2 separate regions of the Homo sapiens genome follow, and region 1 is linked to region 2. The links are chromatin contacts, found by Hi-C or POLR2A ChIA-PET in ENCODE. All regions are on one chromosome and are shown on one strand. The core of a region is the stretch at or near the end of the contact, and the rest is flanking DNA. Distances in the headings are between cores, read along the strand shown. Region 1 overlaps STX3 (syntaxin 3). Region 2 overlaps LOC102723575 (a long non-coding RNA gene).

Evidence for each region. Hi-C counts contacts between places; a loop is a spot of excess contacts on that map. ChIA-PET counts read pairs that join two places held with the same protein, here RNA polymerase II (POLR2A). Pooled maps may share reads with other maps.
Region 1: a loop to region 2 is called in a map of Calu3, with 3 times the contacts of the local background. The contact joins two enhancer-like sites. A Hi-C loop is called at or near these places in 4 of 168 maps with a recorded cell type or tissue (Calu3, GM23248, Panc1 and 1 more) and 3 of 50 pooled maps. POLR2A ChIA-PET finds 5 or more read pairs at or near these places in 6 of 52 experiments (CD8-positive, alpha-beta memory T cell, Caco-2, GM12878 and 3 more).

Annotation. Positions count from the first base shown.
Region 1 is chr11:59,782,896-59,789,296 of GRCh38, reverse strand. STX3 (syntaxin 3) reads right to left here. Exons shown (of 11, transcript NM_004177.5): 3 at 2,161-2,260; 4 at 350-424. Among named protein-coding and RNA genes, the nearest start is that of MRPL16, 25 kb to the left of the region's middle. Within about 2 kb of position 2,141, at least 13 of the 41 ENCODE cell types and tissues checked have a DNase peak (open chromatin) inside an H3K27ac peak, as active enhancers do; they include HCT116, where a contact is called at or near this core.
Region 2 is chr11:59,543,228-59,549,124 of GRCh38, reverse strand. LOC102723575 (a long non-coding RNA gene) reads right to left here. Exons shown (of 4, transcript XR_950136.2): 3 at 3,150-3,328. Among named protein-coding and RNA genes, the nearest start is that of TRV-TAC1-1, 4.5 kb to the left of the region's middle. RefSeq lists an enhancer at 2,888-4,087. Within about 2 kb of position 3,629, at least 2 of the 41 ENCODE cell types and tissues checked have a DNase peak (open chromatin) inside an H3K27ac peak, as active enhancers do; they include HCT116, where a contact is called at or near this core.

The DNA of each region.
Region 1 (6,401 bases), core at 892-3,391, 240 kb before region 2:
AGCCTGGGGGACAGAGTGAGACTCCGTCTCAAAAAAAAAAAAAGAGAGACAAGTTGAAAGACTAAGTTAAAGGACCAAGTCACAAAACTACTCAGCAGCTGAAAGCACATTTTAATTCTCATCTCCTAGCTTCAATTCTGGACTCTTTCCAGTACAGTCAGGATTTAAGAAAAGGTAAATTTCTGGGGCTACAATGGATCATTGCGGGGACAGAGCCCAAACCACAAGCAAAGATGGACCAAGTGGTGTCACTTCCATCAAGAGGAGTTTCAGTTCGGAAAGCTGGACCCTAGGGGAGCTGAGATAGATGGTGGTGGGGACGGCCTTGTTTTCTTTGTTCCCTTCTTACTCTTCAGTTTGTTCCGGACGTTGTTGGCCCTTTTCTTAATCTCAGTCGTGAGCTGCTCTAGGTCATCCTTGGTTTCTGGGTAAATAAAGGCAGGCAGAATCCGTTAGAAAGGAGAGGACTGATTCCTTTGTGAACTACAGCAATCATCATCAGAGGAGGGGAGCTTTATCGGGCATCCACTGCCCAGAATGGTATTTATCCCTACGCACTCCCCAGCATCTGTCATTAGAATCACAGAGTGCTTATTTTTTTAAAGGCATTTTCCAGGCACCCCATCTCAGTCTACAGAATAAAAATACCCAGGGTTGGAACCACAAAATCAGCTCTTTCAACCCTCCTGAGTAATCCTGCAGCACATAAAATTGTGGAAACTCTGCTTTTAGAGGAAAGAGCCTACCACGGGAGCTTCGGTTGAGAAGGTTCTAGGGAGCTTATGGGGAAAATAGATTTCAACCAAGGCTAATCAACTTAAAATGAGGCAAATATTTATGACATACCTACTACACACATCCTAGGTTGTATGGAGCAAACTAAGTGTTAGCTATAACCATTCATTCAAAAGCCATCCTTCAGCCCCTACTACAACTTTGGAACAGAGCTAGAAACTATGGAATCAGAAAGAAGATCTAGATTTTTCCTGCAAGGTGTTAGAGTCTAGTGGGAGACAAAGGAGAAATAAATCAGCAGCTCTAATATGCAGCGTGGAGTAAGGTATGAGTTCTGGTCAAGGTGTGCACAGCCTGGAGGGATCTGGAAAAGCCTCTAAAGATGGAGATGAGCAGGACTGAGTCTCAAGGACTGTGAGTTGGCCAGGTAGAGAAAGAGACTAAAAGCAGGAATTCCACGAGAAGAAACAGTAAGTAAAGGGTATGAGTGAACAGGAAATGCCTGGGGAACCAGACAGAGTTGCTCTGGCTGAAGCGTGGGAAGCAGGAGGAGGATGGCAGGAGACAGGCTGGCTGGGAAGGCAGGAATGTGATCAAGACAATGCCCATATGCTCTGCTAAAGTGTTCCCACTTCAGTCTTTAGGTAAGAGGGCCCATGGGAAAAATGAAAGAGTGGAATGACAGTGTCAGGCTTGTTCCCTGTTCTTAAGGAACCAAAAATATAGCCCTAAACCACCCGTGTCCAAACCGTGGAACGCACGGATTTTTTTGCTTATCTGTAGTGGCAGATATCAGGAAAATTATGCACAAACCTTTCTTTCAGCGCTTCAGCTATCGTTAGTGTTAGTGTATTTTATGTATGGCCCAAGACAATTCTTCTTCCAATGTGGCCCAGGGAAGCCAAAAGGTTGGACACCCATGCAAACAATTAGGGGAGAAAAAACGTTTGCCTAGGTGGTGGTAACAAACAGGAGTTTAGGGATAGAAGGAATTTCTGTGAACTCGAACCATTTTGGAACACCTCATGGAAAGAAAAAATGGACTTGATCTGGTAGGATTCAGAAAGAGGGCTAGGAAAAGCAGTTCAGGCTGGGGAAATAGTACACGCAGAGGCTCAGAGGAGGGACAGGGCACAGGGTATGTAAGCAGCAGTGGGAATCGTCGCCAGTCAGGAAGAGGGACTAGCTGGGAAACAGGAAAGTCTAGCTAAATGGTTGGAGTGGGACCATGAAGACAAAACCTTGACTGTGGCCAGGCAGTAGGAGCTCAGGTAAGGTAAAGGGGAGGGAAATGAGATAATATGTACACTAGTGCCCTGTAACTTGTACACTTCCCTACTGCTCACGAAGGGCAAGAAAACAAGGCTGGCTCAGCTCCAAGGAAAGGGTGATTGTTGGATGACTCAGTTCTAAGTAAACACTCACTTGGCTCTGGAATCGGTGCAGAGAGAATGATACTGTAGAGTTTCTTAGCCTCCTCTACATGTTCTGAGATCTTGTCAATGTTAAGCCGAGTTTCCTCAATCTATAATCAGAAAGACAATAACCTTCATCATCAAAGAGGAAGTACAGGTCCATGGCTGAGATAAACGTTTGGCAGAGCTGCTGGTGAAAGCTGCCCATCTTCTGGGTTTGTGGAAGAAGATAATGACTTAAAGTCCTCAGCTGCCCAGTGAGTACCCTTTCCATGGTCAGATAAAGTAATCTCAACAGAACAGTTGTTAAAAATCCATACTTGTTGCTCCCTAAGAGTAATACATTCACCCACTTTGGATGAAAGGATTCAGGCCAAAGTCAAGAAGAGCTAAGAAAAACCATGAAGAATGATCAGAGGGGGAGAATCAGCAGACCTTAGCAGGCAGAGCCTTAAAGCCCAAAAAGTGAGAACAGAAAAGAGTGAGGATGAAGGAGAGGGGAAAAAGGAAGGAAGGAAAGAAAGAAGTGAAAGGAAAAGAACAAACCTAGAGAGTGAAAAACACAGAATGAGAGGAAGAGAAAGACAGAAACAGATAGGCCAGGCGCGGTGGTTCATGCCTGTAATCCCAGCACTTTGGGAGGCCGAGGCAGATGGATCATGAGGTCAGGAGATCAAGACCATCCTGGCTAACACAGTGAAACCCCGTCTCTACTAAAAAATGCAAAAAAAAAAAAAAAATTAGCCTGGTGTGATGGTGGGCGCCTGTAGTACCAGCTACTCGGGAGGCTGAGGCAGGAGAATGGCGTGAACCCGGGAGGTGGAGCTTGCAGTGAGCCGAGTTCGCACCACTGCACTCCAGCCTGGACGACACAGCGAGACTGCCTCAAAAAAAAAAAAAAAAGAAAGAAAGAAACAGATAAAGAAAACAAGGAGAGAAAAAGAGAGATACTAGGCAATGAAGGTCTCAGGAGACAGCCCAAGCTTCTCTAGGACACATATGTTCTTGTACTAACTGATTTCCTCAGACGATCAGGACCCAGTAGCTCGAGCCACAGCCCATTTCTGCATATTTCTAAGGCTCCTGATTGTACAAGGCTGTGAGTATCATAAAATATTTCCAGCAGCACTTCATTCCCAGGTAGAACGCCACTGTCAGACATTCCTGTGTGAGCTTTGACTGCAGCCTCAGCTCCCCGCTTCATAGGTGCCCATGCCACTGGTACCACAGCCCTGCTGCAGTGGAAGCCTATGTACAGGGAGCAGGGCAGGAAGGAGAGACCTCAGCACCTGTAGGGTCTATCTGCTTCACTCTCAAAGTGAAGGGCACATCAACATTGCAACAATTGACAAACAGAAATCTTGTAAAATGTCATACAGTAGGATCCTAACATCTGAGATGCAACAAAAATAAAACTCAATGCATATGCAGCTTCCAGCATCCCTCTTTTCCTGTGGACACTTCACCTTTTTCAAAACCTGATTATAGCTCTTCATATTCAATAGAAAATAGGAGAGGCCAGGCACAATGGCTCACACCTGTAATCCCAGCACTTTGAGAGGCCGAGGCAGGCAGATTACTTGAGCCCAGGAGTTCAAGATCAGCCTGGGTAACATGGCAAAACCCCGTCGCTACAAAAAATACAAAAATCAGCCAGGCATCGTGGCATGCCCCTGTAGTCCCAGCTACTCAGGGGGCTAAAACGGAGGATCCCTTGAGCCTGGGAGGTTGAAGCCACAGTGAGCCATGATCATGCCACTGCATTTCCCGCCTGAGCAACGGAGTGAGACTCTGTCTCAAAAACAAACAAAAAAAAAGGGAAAAGAAAGAAAATAGGAGAAACAATACTTGAGCTCTCTAGCCCTCAAATCAGTACTTTTGCCACTGGAGCACAGGATTTTCCCCTCTATAAATATATTGGCTTAGATGTGCCAGAGTTTAAGAGTAGAGCTGCTTGCTGAAAGATGTAGAATAAAATTACAATGTAATAATATCATGGGAGTGTAAACATACATACAGGTAACTACCCAAATATTTGTGAAGCATTTTAAGAGTTTACAAAGCAACCTATAAGACTGGACCAGTACCATTATTCAAATGAGGAAACAAGTTTAAAGAAATTATAGGTCACATAGCTAGTGGTAGGGACAGCATGCAAATAGTGCCCTCCACACTCCAACTGGGAAGCTTTTTTCCATTAGATTGAAGAGTTAATTTTTTTAATTATCTGTACTGTTTAGCAGCATTCCAGCCCTACCCAGCTATAAAAAAGGCCTCTGTTACAACCTATGATACTCACTGATACAGTTTGGCTCTGTGTCCCGACCCAAATCTCATCTTGTAGCTCCCATAATCCCCATGTGTTGTGGGAGGGACCCAGTGGGAGACAATCGAATCATGGGAGTGGGTCTTTCCTGTGCTGTTCTCATGATAGTAAGTCTCACAAGATCTGATGGTTTTAAAAACAGGAGTTTCCCTGCACAAGCTCTCTTTTTGCCTGCTGCCATCCATGTAAGACGTGACTTGCTCCTCCTTGACCTCTGCCATGACCGTGAGGCTTTCCCAGCCACGTGGAACTGAAAGTCCATTAAACCTCTTTCTTTTGTAAATTGCCCAGTCTCAGGTATGTGTTTATCAGCACCATGAAAACAAACTAATACACTCACAGACTCTAGGGGTGTGACCACCTCAGAATCTACTGGCCCCTCTTAGAACTCATGTCATTGCATCACACCATGGTTTCCAGTTCCACCACATAACTGTCTTGCCAAAGCAATTACACTGTTTTACAGGATTGAGGGAGGGAAAAAGGCTTTCTAGAAGAAAACACACTAAACATTTTTAAATGAGTTTATCAAATTTTAAATTTTAACAAGTCATGAAGGACTTAGATTTTGCATGTTCAACAGATTGGTTGTCACAGAAATTCTCTCATCTGGAAAATTATTTTATAAACTGAAGAGTATTCTGACCCAAAGTTCAGTCAATGGTAGAAGCACAGGAAGAGATAGGAAGTTTCTAGGATGAGACTGGCAGGCCTCAGGCTCAGTGTCACTACAGGCATTTGGAGACTGGATGGCTGATACTCACCCTGCCCTATGCACAGGAGAACTGGTCCTGGGTGCTCTATCCGCAACCTGCCTACGGGACTTCCCAGGCCCAGGGAGCACTCCATTCCACCCCACCCATCCTCCACCCACTGTAGCTGGTCTCTTTCCTCTGACCGCATCAACCTTTCTATTTGGAGGCATTTCAGGGAATCTGATTTCACAGCAATTTAGTCAGTTCACCAAATAATCACAGGACCTTTTTGGGACCTCAGGATGGGCAAGTGGCCAACCATAGAGCTTTCTTTTTTTGAACTTCGTGGCTTTGCTTTTTCTTAGAAGTACTGGTTTTCCTCAAAGGTGACTTTCTGAGTATTTAATGGTGTGAAATGGCAGCTACATGTGGTTTCCTTTTGTGCATTTGCCACATAATCAAAAAATCATGAGGCAATTGCAGGGAAGGGGTATAGGAAACTGACAAGTGCCCAATCTAAAAGTTTAAGGGCTATTGCATGTGTTTGTCTGGGGTTAAGTATACTGACATCTAAAATTACTCTGCATATTCATATATTTAAGAACTAAAATTGACTAAACATATTCTTGTATCAGAAATGATGCTATGCACTTCACAATACTTCTATGAGGCTACCATCATCATCTCCTTTTTATACATATGAGAATATCGAGTCTCAAAGAAGTAGAGAAATTTACTCCAGGTTATACTGCAGAAAGAGGCAAAACTGAGGTTTGAACTCAGGAATACTAAATCCTGTCTCCTGAACCAGGTAAACGCCTAAGGAAGGCTCCTATATCTTCTCTCCCAAGTTCATGCATATTCAGCTCACATCAGGTTAATGTGCATGTTCAATCCACTGTTTTGGGAGAATGGATCAGTTGCCTTTCACAGAGATCATCCTTATTTCTCTGTCTTCTCACCACCGCTCCCTATAGAAAGCTTTTTACAAAATGAGCCCTCAAGAAGTATTGCTGACCAAGTGTTGACATCTAAAAGTGTTTTTTTTTAAATCACCATGTAAAATTTACAGCTAATATATTCCCAGTGCCTTCTCATTGCACATTGTTTATTAATTTTTTTTTTTTGAGACAAAGCCTTGCTCTGTTGCCCAGGCTAGAGTGCAGTGGCATGATCTTGGCTCACTGCAACCTCCACCTCCCGGGTTCAAGTGATTCTCCTGCCTCAGCC
Region 2 (5,897 bases), core at 2,380-4,879:
GTATCAAATTACACTCACACCAATATGAAAGCCCTTGTTCTTCCTGTCTCTCTCAAATGAAAATAACTGAATTTTGAGTCAGCTGGAAATGGTTTATTTTGTGTTTTTTTATTGTGAGTTAGGTTGAACGTTTTTCATGTACTTAAAAGCTTCCTTTCTTCCTACTATCTGTTCACCTCTTTTGTTCAATTTTCTTATGTATATATTCTGTTAATTTATGTTTAAATTGGTTTTTAGGCCGGGCGCAGTGGCTCACGCCTGTAATCTGAGCACTTTGGGAGGCCGAGGAGGGCGGATCATGAGGTCAAGAGATCGAGACCATCCTGGCCAACATGGTGAAACCCTGTCTTTACTAAAAATACAAAAATTAGCTGGGTGTGGTGGCATGCACCTGTAATCCCAGCTACTCAGGAGGCTGAGGCAGGAGAATCGCTTGAACCTGGGAGGCGGAGGTTGCGGTGAGCCGAGATCGTGCCACTGTACTCTAGCCTGGTGACAGAGCGAGACTCCGTCTCTAAATAAATAAATAAATAAATAGGTTTTTAGGTGCTCTTTGTAAATTCAGATTTAGGATATATTTTGCAAATGTATCCAGAGTTGCCATTTGTCTTTTGATTATATTTTTGATATTCCGTGCGATGTAGAAATTAAACATTTTTTTGAAGTCAATTTCATCATCTTTTTGGGGGGGGTGCAGGAGAGGGGCTTTTAACATTTCCTGCCTAGAAAATACTTACTCACTTTGAGATTATATTTCAAAAATTATTCTATATTTTCTCCTGATTGTTGTATAGTTAAACATTTTCTAATGTTTCAACCTTCTGTCAGAGGCCTTGGAACCAGAGCAACTGCATCTTGAATAGGGGCTGGGTAAAATAGGGCTGAGACCTACTGGGCTGCATTCCCAGGAGATTAAGGCATTCTAAGTCACAGGATGAGATAGGAGGTCGGCACAAGATACAGGTCATAAAGACCTTTCTGATAAAACAGGCTGTGGTAAAGAAGCTGGCCAAAACCCACAAAACCAGGATGGCAAAGAGAGTGACCTCTGGTGCCCTCACTGCTCATTATATGCTAATTATACTGCATTAACATGTTAAAAGACACTCCCACCAGCACCATGACAGTTTACAGATGCCATGACAATGTCAGGAAGTTACCCTATATGGTCTAAAAAGATGAGGAACTCTCAGTTCTGGGAATTGTCCCCCACTTTCCCAGAAAACTCATGAATAATCCACCCCTTGTTTAGCATATAATCAGGAAATGACCATAAAGGTGGACAGCCAGCAGCCCTAGTGGGCTGCTCTGCCTAAGGAGTAGTGATTCTTTATTCCTTTGCTTTTTTTTCTTTTTCTTTTTCTTTTTCTTTTTTTTGGTGATGGAGTCTTGCTTTGTCGCCCAGGCTGGAGTGCAGTGGTGCAATCTCGACTCACTGTAACCTCCACCTCCTGAGTTCAAGTGATTCTCCTGCCTCAGCCTCCTCAGTAGCTGAGACTACAGGCACGAGCCACCACGCCGGGCTAATTTTTGTATTTTTAGTAGAGATGGGGTTTCACCATGTTGGCCAGGCTGGTCTTGAACTCCTTGACCTCAGGTGATTTACTCTCCTTGGCCTCCCAAAGTGCTGGGATTACAGGCATGAGCTACCGCGCCTGTCCTATTCCTTTACTTTCTTAATACACTTGCTTTCACTTTACTTTATGGACTTGCCCTGAATTCTTTCTTGTGCAAGATCCATGAACCCTCTCTTGGGGTCTGGATTGGGACCCCTTTCCGGTACCACTTTGATCCATATGAAATTTCTATAACTGGCATGAGATAGGAAAGATGGACTTCTTTAAAGGGATTTTATATAGCACTCTGGATAATCTAGGTGTGTATGCATAAATCGGTCACCCTGGTAAAATCCCAACAATTCCAGAAATGAAGCTGGTCCTGCCTGTAACATGTTGCTTAATGTCCTTTCCTTAGAACTTTCCAGAAGTTCTGCTGACCTAGACTTTCCTGCACATCCTCCTTGAGTTCATCAAACTCCCTTCTGCTTTCCTGCGTTCCTTAGGTTGGGTTAGTTCCCTTCTCATAAACAGCATAGTTTTGGGCAGTGTGGTGTAGACTCCAGAGATTCAACACAGGCAACCCCAGAGCCAAATCGAGGTTCAGTGTTATCTCCTCTTGGTTGTGTGAACTTACCACAGTATATACCAGTCTATGTGACCTTGGGCTAGTTGCTTAACTGCTATGGGCTAGCTTCCTCCTCTAAAATGGGGACAATAGCTCACATGATTCTGGAGAAGATTTATTTATTATTAATTAATTTATTATTATTATTATTTTTTGAGACAGTCTCGCTCTGTTGGCCAGGCCAGGCTGAAGTGCATTGGCACAATCTCAGCTCACTGCAACCTCCACCTCCTGGGCTCAAGCTATTACCCTGCCTCAGCCTCCCGAGTAGCTGGGATTACAGGCACCTGCCACCACGCCCAGCTAATTTTTGTATTTTTAGTAGAGACCGGGTTTCACCATGTTGGCCAGGCTGGTCTTGAACTCCCAGCCTCAGGTAATCCGCCTACCTTAGCCTTCCAAAGTGCTAGGATTAAATGATCTGTGTATAGTAAGCACAGAGTAAATGTCATCTACTGTTATTGTATTGCCAGGTAAGTCTGGTTCAATTTGCGTAGAACAATAAGGCTTTTCCTTGGGGACATTTCTAGAAAATGCTAATTGCTAAGCATATCAAATCTGTTTGCTCCTTGGCTTGTAAATCATTGTCCTCTGTCTCTATCGCTTCACACCGTCTTCCCTTTATGGGCATCTTGGTCTCCAAATTTCCCCTTTTTGTAAGGGACACCAATTATATAGTATCAGGGCCTACCCTAATAACCACATTTTAACGTTACCTTTATCTTAACTTTACTTTAACTTTACCTCTGTAAAGATCCTGTCTCCAAATAAAGTTATGTTCTAAGGTACTGGGGGTTGGGACTTAAACATATGAATTTCAAGGGGACAGAATTCAACCCATAGCCTAAGTTGTTAAAACAGAACATATAATTTTCCCCCCAAACATGGGCTCCTTCTGTTATTTCCCTTCTTGGTGAATGATATCACCATCTACCCAGGACTCCAGCCAGACACTGAGCGATTACCTTGTGTTTTCTCCCGCCATGCAGACAGTCACTGGAGCCTGCGGATCCTTTTGTCTGCAACTGAAACCGCCTTTGCAAAATTATGACTGAGACAGTGAAAGAGGTCCAACTTAAACGACTCCATCTTGCCTCTAACCTCCAAGCTGTCCTTGTTCATTTCTGGGCGCAGGCTGAAAAAACTTTGGGAGGAACTTAGTTTATAGTTTTAAAAAATGACAATAACAGCCCTTTCCCAGAACAAACTCCCTTCTTGCCTGGAGACTAGACTACTAAAGTTAGCCACAGTATTAGAAATTACGGTTTAGGAGTCAAGTAGTTGGAGGCCACAAGATTCTGACCTTCCCTAAACTGCTCCCAAGATCAGTGCCTGAGATGTTTTGCAGACTCTACTCTTGATGGATCAACTGGCACCACCCATATCGAGAAACCGGCCCATCTGATCTTGTGACTCACACCCAGGAACTGACTCAGCGCAGGAAGACAGGGACGCGCCGTAATTTCACCTCCGACCCAACCAATCAGCACTCTCCAACTCACTGCTCCTGCACTCCCACCACATTCTCTTTAAAAACTTTGATCCCCAAATGTTCGGGGAGACTGATTTGAGTAAAAATAAAACTCCGGTCTCCCGCTCAGCCGGCTTTGCGTGAATGGCTATTTCTTTATTGCGATTCCCCTGTCTTGAGGAATCGGCTCTGTTTAGGCAGTGGGTAAGGTGAGCCCATTGGGCGGTTTCACAACGACTTCTCCTCCATTTTGCTACTTAGTTCAGGTTTCTGTCGTCTCTGTCCTGGAATACCAAGTGTGTCCCTGTCTCCAGTTTTGCACACTCCAATCAATGCTTCACACAGCAAACAGAGTGACTTCTCTAAAGTGTAAATGTCACGTTCCATCTCCTCACCCACAAGAGCCCTCTGAGATTTCATCTCCCTCTCCAGCCTATCTTTTGCTTCATTTCCTCCCTTCCCTGGTGCCCCAGCCCTTGTCGTCTTTCTGGTATCTTCTCCCCTACCCTCATTATTATCTTTAAAACGAACTTGGCTACAGTAACCAAAACAGCATGGTACTGGTACCAAAACAGATATAGACCCATGAAGCAGAACAGAGCCCTCAGAAATAATACCACACATCTACAACCATCTGATCTTTGACAAACCTGACAAAAACAAGAAGTGGGGAAAGGATTCCCTCTTTAATAAATGGTGCTGGGAAAACTGGCTAGCCATATGTAGAAAGCTGAAACTGGATCCCTTCCTTACATCTTATACAAAAATTAATTCAAGATGGATTAAAGACTTAAATGTTAGACCTAAAGCCATAAAAACCCTAGAAGAAAACCTAGGCAATACCATTCAGGACATAGGCATGGGCAAGGACTTCATGACTAAAACCCCAAAAGGAATGGCAACAAAAGCCAAAATAGACAAATGGGATCTCATTAAGCTAAAGAGCTTCTGCACAGCAAAATAAACTACCATCAAGTGTACAGGCAACCTAAAGAATGGGAGAAAATTTGTACAATTTACCCATCTGACAAAGGGCTAATATCCAGAATCTATAAAGAACTTAAACAAATGTATAAGAAAAAATCAAACAACCCCATCAAAAAGTGGGCAAAGGATATAAACGGACACTTCTCAAAATAAGACATTTATGCAGCCAACAGACACATGAAAAAGTGCTCATCATCACTGGCCATCAGAGAAACGCAAATCAAAACTACAATGAGATACCATCTCACACCAGTTAGAATGGTGATCATTAAAAAGTCAGGAAACAACAGGTGCTGGAGAGGATGTGGAGAAATAGGAACACTTTTACACTGTTGGTGGGACTGTAAACTAGTTCAACCATTGTGGAAGACAGTGTGGCGACTCCTCAAGGATCTAGAACTGGAAATACCATTTGACCCAGCCATCCCATTCCTGGGTATATACCCAAAGGACTATAAATCATGTTGCTATAAAGACACATGCACATGTATGTTTATTGTGGCACTATTCACAATAGCAAAGACTTGGAACCAATCCAAATGTCCATCAATGATAGACTGGATTAAGAAAATGTGGCATATATACACCATGGAATACTATGCAGCCATAAAAAACGATGAGTTCATGTCCTTTGTAGAGACACGGATGAAGCTGGAAACCATCATTCTCAGCAAACTATTGCAAGGACAAAAAACCAAACACTGCATGTTCTCACTTATAGGTGGGAATTGAACAATGAGAACACTTGGACACAGGAAGGGGAACATCACACACCAGGGCCTGTTTTGGGGTGGGGGGAAGGGGGAGGGATAGCATTAGGAGATATACCTAATGTTAAATGATGAGTTAATGGGTGCAGCCCACCAACATGGCACATGTATACATATGTAACAAACCTGCACTTTGTGCACATGTACCCTAGAACATAAAGTATAATAAAATAAAATAAAATAAAATAAAATAAAACCAACTACTCCCTGTTCTTGACAGTTTGGATACAATTTTTTTCTGCAATGCTTTCTTGACTTCAGCTGCAGCCTCAGTGGCACTGGTCAACCCTTCCAGGCCCATTCAGTTTTGTGGTGTGAAGGTGAAGGAGGTCAGGGCATCTTGCTACTTATTATTTATATTATTTTAGAGACAGGGTCTTGCTCTGTCACCCAGGCTGGAGTACAGTGATGCAATCACAGCCCACTGCAGCCTCCAACTCCTGGGCTCAAGCCATCCTCCTGCCTTAGCCTCCCAAGCAGCTGGG